Linked DNA regions of Mus musculus: region 2 is linked to region 1. The links are chromatin loops, found by intact Hi-C in ENCODE. Cell type or tissue: heart. All regions are shown on one strand.

What was found. Hi-C counts contacts between places; a loop is a spot of excess contacts. Peaks named below come from ENCODE experiments on the same cell type or tissue, not always from the same donor. Only the 100,000 strongest peaks of a DNase experiment are listed, where the experiment ranks them.
Region 2: a loop joins it to region 1, with 4 times the contacts of the local background. A loop is called at or near these places in 9 of 42 quality-filtered maps.

Annotation. Positions count from the first base shown.
Region 1 is chr6:67,165,685-67,173,684 of GRCm38, forward strand. No RefSeq gene overlaps it. Among named protein-coding and RNA genes, the nearest start is that of A430010J10Rik, 12 kb to the left of the region's middle. In heart, a CTCF peak has its summit at 4,683 (motif pointing right); DNase peaks (open chromatin) are centred at 2,877 and 4,777; H3K4me3 peaks cover 1,020 bases; H3K27ac peaks cover 1,132 bases.
Region 2 is chr6:67,263,110-67,271,109 of GRCm38, forward strand. It overlaps Serbp1 (serpine1 mRNA binding protein 1), which reads left to right and starts at 3,870. Exons shown (of 8, transcript NM_001113565.1): 1 at 3,870-4,300. The coding sequence starts at 3,988. In heart, no CTCF peak of the experiment used is centred here; DNase peaks (open chromatin) are centred at 3,782 and 4,522; H3K4me3 peaks cover 4,504 bases; H3K27ac peaks cover 2,457 bases.

The DNA.
Region 1 (8,000 bases):
ACTTTGTGAATGATCTGAGTGACCTGAGAGGCTGGGGAAGGCACACAGAAGAGAGGAAAGAGAAAGGCAAGCACATGCAGGTTTTCAGCCTGGGAACCCAGTGCTCCTGGTAACATGATTCACTGTGGAAGGGGATGGAAGAAGAGGAAGTGATCTGAGAAGCAGGCAGAGTGTCACCAAAGGCACTCTTTGTTCTTAAGGCTGAGGAGGAGAGGCTGAGGAATGTCTTCATTCTCCATACTAGTCCTGAAAAAGCCTTTTGCCAAGAACCCTGGAATGTTCCCTGCTTGGACGATCCAAATTTCCTGCAGAGATGCACAAACCTAAGAGGTCTCAGCTGTTTTCCTTGTCCTTTCCAAGGGTCAAGCCAGCAGTTCTTGATCTCTCTTCAAACTAGACTCCAAGAATGACAAAAGGTGTATGTCTCCAGCACAGGATGGCTATGCTCACCTAATCGGTAATAGTTTCTAAGAAGCATCCAGGCGTAGTGTATAAGCCTTTATTTTTGTTTTGTTTCATTTTTAAAGGAAAGAGTGCACAGAATTCAATAGTGTAAGTGTAAAATCCAGTGTGAAGCTCCATCCATGGCTTCAGAATGGCTGTTCTAACTATATAGAAGTTCACTGAGGGGCTGGCGAAATGGCTCAGTGGGTAAGAGCACTGACTGCTTTCCAAAGGTCCTGACTGCTCTTCCAAAGATCCTGAGTTCAAATCCCAGCAACCACATGGTGGCTCACAACCACCCATAATGAGATCTGATGCCCTCTTCTGGTGCTTCTGAAGTCAGCTAGAGTGTACTTATGTATAGTAATAAATAAATCTTTGGGCCTGGGCGATCAGGGTTGACCGGAGCGAGCAGAGGTCCTAAAAATGCAATTCCCAACAACATGCAGTCTCACAACCATCTGTACAGCTACAGTGTACTCACATACATAACAAATCAATAAATAAATCTTTAAAAAATTAAAATAAAATAAAAAGAAGTTCATTGAGGTATATAGGCCTTGGAGCTGTTTCATTTTGGTGTATGTGTGTTGTTTGATTGTATTTTCAAGGTTCCTTTTAAATAATAAAGTTTATAAGAGAAGATGAGAGACCTTTTAGTGAAAATAGCAAATGTGTGCACTGTGGGACTGGTACCAGTAAGACTTGACTCATGTACCTTGGTATGTCAACACCACAGATGTTTACCTAAAAGTGTGTTTTGTACCACCACTGTGGGCCCTTTCAAATTTCATAAGATATGTATAGCCAGCACCTAGTGCACTGGCTTGAGACAAAAAAAAGTCAAATTGAGTTTTCTTTCTCAGCAGATTTCTCTGAGGGGAGAAACCAAAGCCTCAAAGCCCAGCCTGAGAGCTAAGGAGATGACCTGGGAGGTTAAGAACACTGGCTGTGCCTGCGGAGGACACAAGTTTGGTTCCTAGCATCCACATAGGACAACACGGAACTTCTATAAATCCAGCCGCCCAGGATCCGACATCCTCTGCTGGTACTTACACTCATTCATATTCACACCATTTAAAGACTTTTGAATGAATCTTAAAAATAGAAAAGAAACAAACAAGAGTAAGAAACCAAGCCTGGCATTTAGCCCATGTTTCCAACCCTTTAGATGGGTTATTTCAATTAACTTTCAGAATTAAACCACAAAGAGGGTTAGAGGTATAGCCCATTTTAAGAGGTGCTTGCCTAGCATACACTACACCTGGTTCTGATCCCAGGGCACATACACACAAAAGTAGAGAGATTAGTCTCCTCCAAGGGGGTGAGAGCACTGCCTAACACCACATTAGCTAACACACGATGGTCGTGAGCACAGGATGTCACGTCACGCCCCAGGTGATCTGTGCATGTCTTCATTGCTGTCATTTAATTCTACCTGACATTTCTGTTTACCATTCTGATTACCAAGGGAGATACGTGTAATTTCCTGTCATCCACCCAGTGTTAGCAAAACGTTAAGTCTTGACCATGAAGGAATTGTCTGGATCTACTTGGGGCTGATCAGTAAGTGGCCACTCTTTGCAAGTGTTTGCACAGATGGCTGCCTCAGTACACAGAGGTGCTCTAGCTATAAGGACGGAGGGCATAAAAACAGTAAGCTGGGCTCGGGGCACAGTACACTACTGGGAGAGCGAGGCTTAGAATGTCCAAGGTCCTGAGGTACCTTATGTTTACAATGAGGCAAATCTGGGCAAGAGATAGTCAGGCGTTCAAGGAGCAAACAAGTGGGAAAAGATGGAAGTGTTTGGAGGAGACTCGAAGCTTTGTGTTTCCTCTTTGAATCATTTACTTCTCCAGCTAGTTATTCTTTACGTTGTTTGCAAGGTCTTGTCTTTCCCATTTGAAACACAGTTGGCCAGCAGCTGGAGATGCTGAACACTGGCGTGTATAAAACCCTAGACTCCATTCTCAACAGGTTTAAAAAAAAAAAAAAAGGCTAGTCACTTCTGCTCCAGCAAACCAGGTTGTGACTTCCGGGGCTGCAGTGGCTAAGGACAGTGTTGCAGCAACATAACATAATCATAAAGACCTCTGCCTTTATTGTCTGTTTCAGTCTATGCCACATGAAACCCTAACCAAGTTCTTCCACCAGTAAGCCAGTTAAAACAGCCAAGTTCACAGTGAAAGAGCTGAAAACGGAAGAGGGACAAAGAGAACAGCTGATCAGGATTCCTCTTCCAGAGCCAAACGTGAGGTTAGGTTTAAATTGAAGCCAGAGTTGATAGTTTCCTGACTAAAAAAAAAAACTACAATTCCCAGATTCCCCTGCAGCCGGGCAAATCCACATGAAAGGGAGGAGGGACTATGGGAGGAAAGAGTGCTACAGTCATTTTCACTCCTAAAAAGGGTCACAGCCATCTTACCCCCACGCCCAGGCATTCTCAACCACCCCCGTGGATGTGAGTGAGTGTCAGCCAATGAACACGATCCCACCCGTCTAAAGTCAGATGCCTCTCTTTTTCTGCTTCCCATCTCTTTTAAGCCGCCTTAGAAACCTAACAAGTCATGCATATCTAAGCACTCCTGGTGCGTTCCTGCCCACCAGTAATCAATCTTGTTTCAACTCCATTTTCCTGAAAAGTGCAACTTGTCTGGACTCAGCTATGCTTGCTTTCACTTCCTAACAATCCTGGGACTAAAAGTTGCAGAATGCTGATTTGTGGGATGGTTAAGAGGGAACCTGGACTAAACAACTGAATTGATATGTAAATAGAAAACTGGGCTTTTGTTCTGCATGAGATGAGCTAGCAAAAAGTGATAGCACTTCCTTTTTTTTAAGGATTCTTCTCAATCGAGCAGTGGTGGTGCATGCCTTTAATCCCAGCACCTGGGAGGCAGAGGCAGGTGGATTTCTGAGTTCAAGGCCAGCCTGGTCTACAGAGTGAGTTACAGGACAGTCAGAGCTATCTGTCTCGAACCCCCCCCCCCCCAAAAAAAAAGAGCTGAGCTGTCTAGAGAGTGAACAAATCTTTTAGAATGTTTTTAACAGGATTTCTGATTTGGTCAGAAAATCTATAGAGAGAAACACAGCTCTTTTAGAATTTTTTTCCTAATAGGATTTCGGACCTCAGTCTCAGGAACCCAAACGTAGTCCAGGCTGGTCCTTGGAACACTGTGCATAAGTTGGAACCTGCTATGAAGATTTCAGAGTGCATGTGACTCCTGACACTGTGCAAAAGGAAGAGACGAAAAGAAGAGCAGCTTTTGATGCTTAGAAGAATGGACGGCCCTTGAAGATCAAAGGCACTCCCGGGCTAGCTCCATGGTCAAGGCAGCTTATAAAGGAAGGCATTTAGTTGAGGCTTGCTTACAGATTCAGAGGGAGAATCCATCACAAGCATTGCAAGGAATGGGGTGGCAGGCAGGTAGGCAGGCAGGCAGGCAGGCAGGCAGGCAGGTAAGACTCTGGGGCAGTAGCTGAGACCTTACATCCTAATTCCCAGGCAGCAGGCAGAAAATTTGAGACTAGACCTTGTGTATGGTTTTGAAACCTTAAATCCCACTCCCAATGACATATCTCCTTCAATAAGACCGCACTTCCCAATCCTTCCTAAACTACTCACAAACTGGGAACCAAACCTTCAAATAGGCGAGCCTATGGGGGGTGGGGGGGGGGACAATTCTTATTCAAAGCCCTGCTCCTACGTTATAGGTTTCTGATATGGATCAGGTGAGAAAATGCACGTACTTCCCTCTGTCCGATGCGTCATTAAGTGCCAACTTATGATTGCTTACTTTATAAATGTGTGTGAATTGTAACTAAACAATCTTTAAATATGTGATTGCTAAAAAATATTCTCCCCGAAGTCTGTAAAGGCCACATCGGACTGAAGTCAAACCTACGAATACAAGGTTTGACCCAAGTTCCTCCGTGCTGTGAGAGTTGAGGACAGTTTGCACCAAGGGTCATAGTGCACTGGAACTGGAGAGATCTGGCTGTTTTGTGACTGAAATGCAAACAAATCAAATGATGCCATGTGAGCTAAACCCAGGCTTGGATCAAGGTTGATTATATTCGTTCATTCATTCATTCATTCATTCACTCACTGCAATGCTTTCTGAATGGTTTCTGCTCTGAGGGGTCAGAGTATTTGTGAAGTTCAAACTCCTGGGCTAAAAGTTCAAGCTGAGCAATAAGATTAAGCAAGGATCATGTAGAACCTGTTACCAACCTGTAGAGGGAGCTCAGAGCCAGGCAGAATCTCCGCTAACCCACCTGGCTTGCAAATAGCTCGTACAGGACTGGCCAGGTCTCTTGCCAACAAGTGAGCCTTTGTTTAGGAATCATCATGAAAAACCCAGCACCTAGGAGAAATGAAAGCGAAACCTACAGTGGTGGGACCCGTGTCACCCAGCAGCTGCTACTGAGCTGCTTCGCTCTCTGCAGAATTAGAAACAGATCCTTCTACTAAAGTCTATGACTTAATTTTAAATAAATTATAGAGACTAGTTCAGTACAATGGCCTAATAGGTCAGTGCAGAGCATGAGGTTTGGCTTCTGTGTATCCAGGACTCCCTGAGAGTCTGGAGCTTTGCTTCCAAAGGTCTCTGAGGTCAGAGTGGGGTTGGGGTTATGATTCTGGGGTCCCACTGATCACTGCAGGACCTGGAGTTTGTACAGCTGTACGCCCATAGGTTGCTTTAGGCCGTTGACTCTAGCCACAACTCCTAATAGTAGACAAACATCGCTGCAGCGGTCTGAAATTTGTTATTTTAGCTCTAGTAGGTTCATAGAATCCAGAGGCGACCAAGGTCATAGACTTGGAAGAACATGGTTTCAAAACAAATCCACTTCAACAGAAGCATAAAGCATGATAAAGCAACAAAAAAAAATATACTACAACCCAGGATCTATCATCACTCACTGATGAACCCCCTTTAAAACACAAACGTGGGCTGGAGAGATGGCTCAGTGGTTAAGAGCACTGACTGCTCTTCTGAAGGTCCTGAGTTCAAATCCCAACAACCACATGGTGGCTCACAACCATCTGGATTGAGATCTGACGCCCTCTTCTGGTGAAGACAGCTACAGTGTACTTAAATTATAATAATAAAATCTTAAAAAAAAGAAAAGAAAAGAAAACACAAACTTATTACAGAGAAAGCTGAAATGTCTGAAAAAGAATTTAGAGTTTTACTGTTTAGAAAAACTAGCAATCACATAAAAGATTCAAAGATGCACAAGCTAAAATCTATTCAGAACCTTGACAAGACACCCTTCCGAAGTGAATGTAACAGTTAAATTGAAGGCAAAAGTTCAAAATACGAAATTTAGCAAGGAGATTAAAACATTGAAAGCAAATAGCTTGGGTGTGGTGAGGCACTTCTTCAATGCCAGCACCTAGGAGGGAAAGTTAGGCAGATCTCTGAGGATATGAGATCTCTGAGGATATGAGATCTCTGAGGATATGAGGTCAAGCTCTGAAAGGAAGCAACTGTGAACCAACACTGCTATCCCCTGCAAAGCCATCTTTCCAAACTTACAGAAAGATAACAAGACAAACACAAATTAAGGCAACTCATGAGAACCAAGCCATCCCTACAGAAAGTTCTTAGTGGAGTACTTTACAGAAAGGAAGACGAAACAGAGCCCAACTTCAGATAAATAAACTAGACTTGGAAAGGAAAGTATATACAAAACAGCAACTCAATTAAAATGAGAAGGAAAATGATGTGAACAATCAAATAAAACAAAACAAATGACTAACACATTTACAGAAAAAGCAAACCCTTTTCTTTTTTTCTTTTTCTAAAGATTTATTTATTTATTTTATGTATATGGGTACACTGTAGCTGAAGAGATGGTTGTGAGCCTTCATGTTGGGAATTGAATTTTTAGAACCTCTGCTCATTCTGGTCAACCCCACTTGCTCTGGTCGGCCCTGCTTGCTCCAACCCAAAGATTAATTTATTATTATACATAAGTACACTGTGGCTGCCTTCAGATGCTCCAGAAGAGGGCGTCCGATCTCCTGGTGGTTGTGAGCCACCATGTACTTGCTGGGATTTGAACTCAGGACCTTCAGAAGAGCAGTCAGTGCTCTTACCTTCTGGACCATCTTGCCAGCCCCCCAAACCCTTTTCTATAATAACTTTAAATGTAAGTGGTCTCAACTTATCACTGAAAAGATACAGACTAATGGATTAGATTAAAAAATAAGAAACAGGGGCTGAGAGATGGCTCAACGGTTAAGAGCACTGACTGCTCTTCCGAAGGTCCTGAGTTCAAATCCCAGCAACCACATGGTGGCTCATAACCATCCATAACGAGATCTGGTGCCCACTTCTGGTGTCTGAAGACAGCTACAGTGTACTTACATATAATAAATAAATAAAATTTAAAAAAAAAAGATTTATTTATTTAAAAAAAAAAAAAATAAGAAACAACGACTGTATAAGGTATCCAACAAACACACTTAACTGGTAAAGATACCCCAAACTTAACATCAAAGGATGAAAAACAAACTATAAGAAAATGGAAAACATAAACAACTTGCATAGCTATTTTTTTATCAGACAAAATAAATCTCAAACTAGAGCTAATTAGAAGAGAAAGGACATTACATATTAACAAATGGAACAATTCATTAAGAAGATATAACAATTATAAACCTTCATGCACCAAACATTGTAACTCCTAATTTAATAAAAACAAACACTAAAAGACATAAAAGACCACAAAGATCCTGATACAATATAGAGGGAAACTTCGATAGTCTATTCTCATACTTAGATAGGTTTTCCTAATTAAAAACAAGTAAAGAAACTTTAAGGCTAAAATATACTATTGGTGAACTGGAGCAAGTAAAAAAATGAGATAATTGTTTGTATCCTATCAGACCATGGTGCAATAAAAATAAGAGAAACCACAAAAATACTGAAGAGTGAACAACATATGAACAGGGAATCATCCAAAAAAATCAGAGAGAAATAAACAAACAAAAATTTCTAGAGACAAATAATAGTGGAAACCCATCCTATCAGGACCTCTGAGATGCAGCCAAGGCAGTCCTATGAGTAAAGCTTATAGAGATAAGGGCTCATATTAAAAAAATCATGGGGTTGGAGACATGGCTTGGAATTTAAACACACTGACTGCTCTTCCAGAGGTCCTGAGTTCAATTCCTAGCAACCACATTGTGGCTCACAACCATCTATAACAGGATCCAATGAGTTTTTCTGGTGTGTCTGAAGAGGGTGACAGTGTACACACATACATTAAATAAATAAATAAATAAATAAATAAATAATCATAAAGAAAAAAATCTGAGTAATATCAAATAAATATCATAACAACCTAATTACATACCTCAATTCTCTTGAAAAGACAGTTAAGTAGCCTATCTGGAACACAGTAGATAGCAAAAAGCAATAAAGATTAAGGAAGAAATTAAAAAGATGGATATTAAAAAGGACAATAGACAAAATCGCCTAAAGAGTTGGTTCTTTAAAAAAAGATTTACAAACCACATAGTCATTCAATTGATATGGAA
Region 2 (8,000 bases), 97 kb after region 1:
ATTCTTTTTTTTTTTTTTTTTTGGTTTTTCGAGATAGGGTTTCTCTGTGTAGCTCTGGCTGTCCTGGAACTCACTTTGTAGACCAGGCTGACCTCGAACTCAGAAATCCGCCTGCATCTGCCTCTGCAGTGCTGCAGTATTCTTTAGATAAATGGGTAACATGGTGAATGAATTACATCTTAGTATGTTGCTTTTCTGTTTTTTGTTTGTTGTCTTGTTTTTTTGAGACAAAGTATCACTCTGCAGCTCAGGCTGGCCTTGAAGTCATGGCAGCACCCCTACCTTAGCCTCCTGGGTGCTGGGATTGACTTTAAGTGTAACTAGAACACAAGCTTTGTGGGGTTTGGTCTCAGGGTTATTTGTTGTTGTTGTTGTTGTTGTTTTTTGTTTTTTTGCTTTTGTTTTTGTTTTTTGTTTTTTTGTTTTTGTTTTTTTCGAGACAGGTTTCTCTGTGTAGCCCTGGCTGTCCTGGAACTCACTCTGTAGACCAGGCTAGCCTCTGCCTCCCAAGTGCTGGGATTAAAAGTGTGCACCACCACTGCCCGGCTTTTTTTTTTTTTTTTAAATAATGGAGCACAAAAAGAACTAAAATTTAAAAGCAAATGGCTTACCCTTTGAAGTCTGTTTAAGGTAGCAAAATAAGCAGCATAATATTTCTGTTTTTAGCTCTGATATAGTCTCTAATTTTAGCAAGAACCGAGGCCTGAAATATTATGCTGAAAGCATTGCATCCTTATACACAGACGATTAGCCCTTCTCATAACAACCATCTTTAATGTGTTTGTCTTTAAAAATGAATTATACATTAGGTAAACACTAAAAATGTATCAGTCTCCTACTTACTTTTATGTGATGCCTATCTCCCCAGTGTGTTCTGTTAGAACAGAATTATAGCTTTATTTCGGTACATGAGGTCTCTCTCTTTCTCTCTCTCTCTCTCTCTCTCTCTCTCTCTCTCTCTCTCTCTCTCTCTCTCTCTCTCTCTCTCCTTCACTATGGTCTTCACAATTATAAAGACTGGGCTACTACCAAGCTGTAAGACCAGACTATTCAGGTTTGTAGAGATGGCTCAGCAGTTCAGAGTACTTTTTGTCTTCCAAAACGACAGGATTCAGTTCCTAGCACACACATGTTGGCTCACAACCATCTGTAATTCCAGTTCTAAGGGTTCCACTGCCTTCTTCTAGCCTCTGTGGTGCACATGCACACGTGCAGGAAAACATTAATGCACATGTAATAAAATAAATAAATCTATTTATTACTGTTTTGACTTTAGTCAGTACGAATTTGTCAGAGTACTTAAACTCAGTGTCTCTCAGTGTAAATGATCAGAGGGGTTGGAGGGATGGCTCTACAGTTAGCAGCGTGTGCCTCTCTTCCAGAGGAGGGGTGTGTATAAGTTCAATTCATAGCAACTACATGAAGGATCACAAACTTTGGTAACTCCAATACCAGGGGATCCAATGCTGTCTTCTGGCCTTCACAGACACAGGAACACAGGTGGTGCATAGACATACATGCAGGGCAAAACACCTGCACATGTAAAGTGAATAATAGTAAAAAATCAAACAAACTAAAAAATGTGGGAGGTAGTAGTACTATTTCAAGTTATTCTTAGAATTTAAGAAAGTGAGGCATATAACATACTTAGCACAGTGTCCAGAACATAGTGAATGCTAACAGAACTGTTGTTAGTTATTAATTATAGTTACCATAACAGGGGATTGAGATTGTTAAGAAATGTGTGAGCATAGCTGGAGACATGGCTGTCAGTAAAGTGCTTGCCTTGAAAGCATGAGGACCTGGATTCAATCACCAGCACCCAGATAAAAATGTGTGCATCTGTTACTCTAGCACTGAAATGGAGGACTACAGAGAACTTCTGGAGTTTGCTAGCCAGCCGCTCGTGCCAACCAGTGAGCTCTAGGTTCAGTGGGGGATCTTATCTCAAAAAAGTAACGTGAGGAAGTGAATGAGGAGAACTCCTAGCATCAGCCTCTGCCTTCACGTGTGTGGCCACATGTACGCACAGAGAAATGTGTGAGAGCAAGATTTGAACATGGCTGAAAACTGAGTACCAGCATCAAAGGAGCAAGCGCTTTTGAGGTTTCCTAGTAGGCCAGTATCAGACACATCAGCTGTGTATTTAGTCAAGGTACTTGGATAGTTTCCACATTTACTGATAGAATATTCTCAAGAGAAGCGTGCTTGCTATACATAAAAACTGTCATGTTGCATGAGTATACGTACAAGAATGTAATGTGGGTCATGAAATGCTGTGGAGCCTTGATTTGAGTAAGAGCTGGAGAGTCTCCTCTGCTCTTACTGTGAGGATTATCCTATAAATGTTCTTACTGATAGTAGCAGACATTCTTTAGACATTAAAAAAAAACACTTTTATCTGTTATTTATTTATGTGTGTTTGAGTGTGAATGTACCACAGTATGAGTGTAGAGATCAGAAAACTACTATGGGAATCCCATTTTGCCTTTCATTCTGTTGATCCAGGAGACGGATTCAAAGGGTTGTTTAAACTTGATTAGTTATTGGAATTTCAGCACTTGTTGTAATTTCTATCAGGACAGAACTTGGTTTACAGAATTGATGTCAACAGTCTCATAGTGCAGCTAGAAGATTGCCACTAGCACTTAAGTGTGACCTTAGTAAGTTTTATCAATTCTGACAGTTTCATCCCTGTGAGAAAGGGATAGTTATTTATCTAAAAGGATGTGAGGATGAAACATTCGTAGCACCTGCTGCCTGAGGTATGTTTTCTATTACATAATGTATCAATGGAAAAGATTTAAAATTATAGTGTGTATTGGCACTGGATTGTCTTAGTGGGATTTAAGGTTCCCAACTAATGTCAGAGTTAGCATATAATTACGAAATTAGTTTCCTCCCTTCACACATAATACCCAATGTACTATAAAACATTTCCTCTTGAGCACATTTGGGGAGCTGGAGACAGGGTTTTTTCTTATGAAATCCCTGCGGTCCTGGAACTTGCTCTGTAGACCTGGTTAGCCTTGAACTCTGCCTCCTAAGTGTTCAGATTAAAGGCATGCGCCACCACCCCAGGCTCTGGAGCACATTTTACTAACACCGCTGACCAGATACCGACAGATCAATTTATCGCGTTGATTCTAGAAAGCGTTTCCACAAACACTGTTTTAGAGGATGGCCGAGCGTGCAGTTGTGCAGTCAGGACTTAACAGCTCTTAAAGCATGGTTGCAATGACCGGAAAAGGCGCGCAACCCAATTAGTTCAACTCCTCTTTTGGATTCCTTCTGCCACGCAGATTCAACCCTGGAACTCCGTTCCACATTAAACCGAATTGCCTTGATTCGTTACGAAGGGTGGAGGGACAGCTCTAGAAATCCAACAGTCAGGGACGAGCAGCCGTGCGGTCGCAACCTACCGGAGGCTACTGTGGCACCCCCCACCCCCCGGAAGTTTTTGAGGCTCCAGTTACTAGGTCTGGGAGTCACCTTGACCCTCCCAGAAAGGTGGGGAAAGTCCTGGCCGGAGACAGAATGAGTGAAACCAAAGACAGAGAACACTTTCGTGAGCAGAAGACGCCCTCACGTTTTCCTGTTCTCAGAGGTATCTAAAGACCGAGAGTTTAAGGGTGACAAGAGCAGGTGGCAGAACTCCGCCCCGTACTCGCTTCCCCACCTTCAGCGAGCACGCTGCACACTTTCCTTGAGATCCCGCCTCTCAGGCGCGCGCGAAGAGTTGCTGCGCAGTGCACGCTGGGAGTTGAAGTTCAGGAGTAGACAGCCATCCCGGGCTAATCAGTTGTGGCCTACAGGCCCCATGGTGCCGTGCGGCGCAGGCCGCTCCCGGATGTGTGCTTGGCGCCGGAAGAGAAGGCGGCCCCCCTCTCTCGGCCCGGCCATCTTGTGGGAAGAGCTGAAGCAGGCGCTTTTGGCTCGGCGCGGTCCGCTGCAATCCGTGGAGGAACGCGCCGCCGAGCCACCATCATGCCTGGGCACCTACAGGAAGGCTTCGGCTGCGTGGTCACCAACCGATTCGACCAGCTATTTGACGACGAATCGGACCCTTTCGAGGTACTGAAGGCAGCAGAGAACAAGAAAAAAGAAGCCGGCGGGGGCGGCGTTGGGGGCCCCGGGGCCAAGAGCGCGGCTCAGGCCGCGGCCCAGACCAACTCCAACGCGGCGGGCAAACAGTTGCGTAAAGAGTCCCAGAAAGACCGCAAGAACCCGCTGCCCCCCAGCGTCGGCGTGGCCGACAAAAAGGAGGAGACGCAGCCGCCGGTGGCGCTTAAGAAAGAAGGTAAAGCCGGGCGAGGCGGTGGGGAGCCCGGGCTGGCGGGCAGGACGGGGGCGTGCGCCGCCGCTTGCTCGTGCAGGCGGCGGGGCCGCAGAGCCCTCGGAGCCCCTTCACGGTGCGGGGAACGTGGCTGGTCCCAAGTCCACGCCGCTCTCTCGGTCGCTTGCTCGCTCGCAGGCTCGGCGGGAGCCTTCCTTCCCGCCTCGGGCGGACGGAGCGTGCTCCGAGAGGGCGGCCCGGGCGTTCCCGCCGATTCCTGCCGGGCGCTAGCCTCCTGGCTCTAGGCGCTCGGGAAGCAGCGCGGGCATTGCTTCCTGCCCGGCGGGCTCCTGGCTGCCGCTGCCTGCTGTGGGCTCCTGCCCTGCCATCTTGTCCCACAATGGCGCGGACCCTCAAGGAAAGGCCCGGGCTCAGAGTTTCCACTTGGGCTGCGTCTCCGTTTGGGGGTCCCTGTTAGAGTGGAGGGAGGGAGGAGTTGCTGTTTGGGTCCCACGTGTGTGTTTTGTGTTGTGCCCTTTCGCTCTTACGTTAGAAGAAGTTCCTGTAACTTACTGGCGAGAACTAAAGTGTTGGAGAGGAGAAGAATTTAGCCCCACTCATTTTAGAGGGAGTTCCGAATAAAAAACTGGTCATTAGTGGAACCCATCTCATGTCTCCATCTCTTCTTCCAACTAACTCCCTGGAGCCCCCAGGTCATAGGGCTTTGCTTGTTCTGGGCCTCGTGGGCGAAATGAGTGCCCAGCCTGTCATGTCCCGGCAGCAGAACTCAGGCTGCAGCTTTTCCTCCGCACGTGCGTAAAGCGTGGTCGGGTCTTCATTGGCGGCTAATGGTCTCTTCAAGGGCACTAGAAGTTTCATAGTTGTTTTGATTTTAGCATTCTTCTCCATTACTGGCTTATTGTGGATGAAAAGGCAAAGCAATTAGGGGCTAAAAAAGTGAAAAATCAATAGCGAGTACATATAGAATAACCTGTGAATCTTTAAAATTGGTATTATGTTAAAGTGCCTCTCAATGCCACGTGCTCATGAAAGGAATTGTTTCTCATTAGATTGTGTTAGGTTTGAAGTTTTTTGGGGGTGGTGGTGTCTTTCAATGAAGGCTTAGAGTAAAACATCCAGTTCCTAGTAGATTTATAAAAGGGAAGAGTTCTATTAATATATTTGGAAGCATAGTCTGGAGTGTTAGAAAACATCACTTGGGCAGAAGTACTGAGCGGATTAAGCTTCTTGACATTACATAGTTGAATAAGACATTTAATTTCTGTGTTAGGGACACTAGATAGTGTTATTTAAACTACTAAAATTTACCTCCTTTATGACTGTAATTCACAGAAGTACATGAATAAGTTGAGTAAATAAAACACATCACATAGATGAACTCAAAAAATGGTCAAAACATGAAGCATGATTTTAAATTATTCAATTTTCATCACAAAGCCAATTTATGATCTTGCCTGTAAACTAGCATAAGTCATCAATGGAGGACATTTTTATTTATAGCCAGGATTACGTTTGTCATTTACTTCAGAAAACTTTTTCACAATAGTAGTCAACCTTTTTTTTAGTTACGTCCAAGTCTTCCATGGGTTGTACTGGGTATTGAACTTAGAACCTTGTCCTTGCTGGGGAAAATTTTGCATTACACATCTCAAACCCTTAGATCACTCTTTAAAACCAGAGTTGATTTTAAATAAGGTTATATATACATATGGGGAAATTTTGAATAAAACTTCCAGTTAGTGCTGTGTGGTGGTGGTTGGTAGACTTGTAAACAAAGTACCTATCTGTAAGAGTGGAAACAATTGTTAACCTATGGTGTGTCCTGTGTCTCGGGAACACAATGCTGGAATGTAATGTTTTTCTACATAAATTTTGATGCATTTGTCTATTTGAAGAACTTGAATTGGCAAAATGTCATTAAAAGTAGACCAGGTTTTTTGTGTTTAGCAAAAAAAGAAAAGCAACTCTGGATATTAGTGCAGTTAAGAAACTCATGTATCTGGTAAGTACAGTAAAAGAACCTTGTATGCTTTTTAAAAAATTTTTTTTCAGTAGATGAATTTATATTTTGTGGTAAAAGTGGCCGAACCCAGCATTTTGCAAACTAAGTGAAAGTAGCTCTCACTGAGCTACACTCCCAACCACTTGATGAGTTTAGTAAGTTTTTTTCTGATTATGTAGGCCTCATACTGAATATTGGGTGGGGAAGCAAGCCATTGTTCCTTGGGTGTGTTTAGCTTGGTTATCATTACAAGTTCTGAGCTGGTTCTATAGCTCCACCCCAATACACTATACCTCTGATGAAATTTATGTAAATGCCACGGCATAAGGGCTACATTTAAGGCTTGCCCTGAGAATTTACAGAGACTGAGCTTAAATATTAAGGAATTTCACCTTTACTGTATGACTATAGTTAAAGATATCTGAACAAATGAATATATCCTGATGGTGTTCCATTTTCTTAGAATTAGTCACATGTTTAAATATTTTACAAAAACAATTTCTCAGCTGATTTTGTTTTTTTGACTATCAACACCTATGGCTTGGAAATTAGAGCATGTCTGAAATGTTAGGCATGCATTTAACTATCAACTTGTCCTTTAGACTACCAATAATTCAATTTAAATTGGTTCTTTTTTTGTGAGTTTCGTAAGTTATCAGGAGAAATAAAGGCAGGAAAATTAGTTAATGCTTTAAATACCACTTAGTGCCATAAGTTTTCTATTTTCCTTTTTTTGAGAGGGTTCTGTGACAATTCAGGGCTGTGCATGTTACTGACACCCTGGTAATGAGCTACATTTGCAGCCCCCTGAGCATGTAATTGCTAAAAGAAGGTCTTAGAGTGTCTGATTTGTGAAGATGCTTTGAAAACAAATACTTGCAAGAGCAGACCTAGAAAAAGGCTTTCTATCCATACTAATAATGAAGTACTTCCTACTGGTTACATGATAATATTAAAAACTTGGGAATGTGTACACATACTTGGACTGTGAATGTTTTGGGTCTGTGGAAGGTTTTTTTTTTTTTTTTTTTCTGATTAAATAGCTTTGCTTGTTTGGATTGAGTTTGGCACATGGTCTCTTTGTAATCCAGATTGGCCTTGAATTTGTAAACCTGCCTTGCCCAGTGTAGTGTTAGTGTTGTAGGACTGTCTAGTTCAAATAGCCATCTTAAAGTTGTTTCTAGAATAAGTGCCTTTTGTTTTCCTTTCAGAATTACAATTTTATAGAATCAAGATTTCACTATTGGCTCATCAAGATTATATAGAATGATACAGAGTGAATTTCATTCTTCTGAGGGGCATATTTAGTGAATGTCCAGTGCTTTCTTATTTATGAAAGCTGCTGGTATTGGCTTTGATGTCTTAAAAGCCAAAAATATATCCCTTGATTGAACTATCTGTAAGTTTAGAATTTTGTAGTAAGACTGACTTGGAATGGTACCTAGTGATTTCTGTGCCAGTTGTAGAATGCTTGTAGATGAAGTTTGAGATATTTACTGTTGAATAAGAATGTTTTAGTTTAGCTGGGCGTGGTGGCGCACGCCTTTAATCCCAGCACTCGGGAGGCAGAGGCAGGCGGATTTCTGAGTTTGAGGCCAGCCTGGTCTACAGAGTGAGTTCCAGGACAGCCAGGGCTACACAGAGAAACCCTGCCTCGAAAAATTAAAAAAAAAAAAAGAATGTTTTAGTTTGTTAAATATA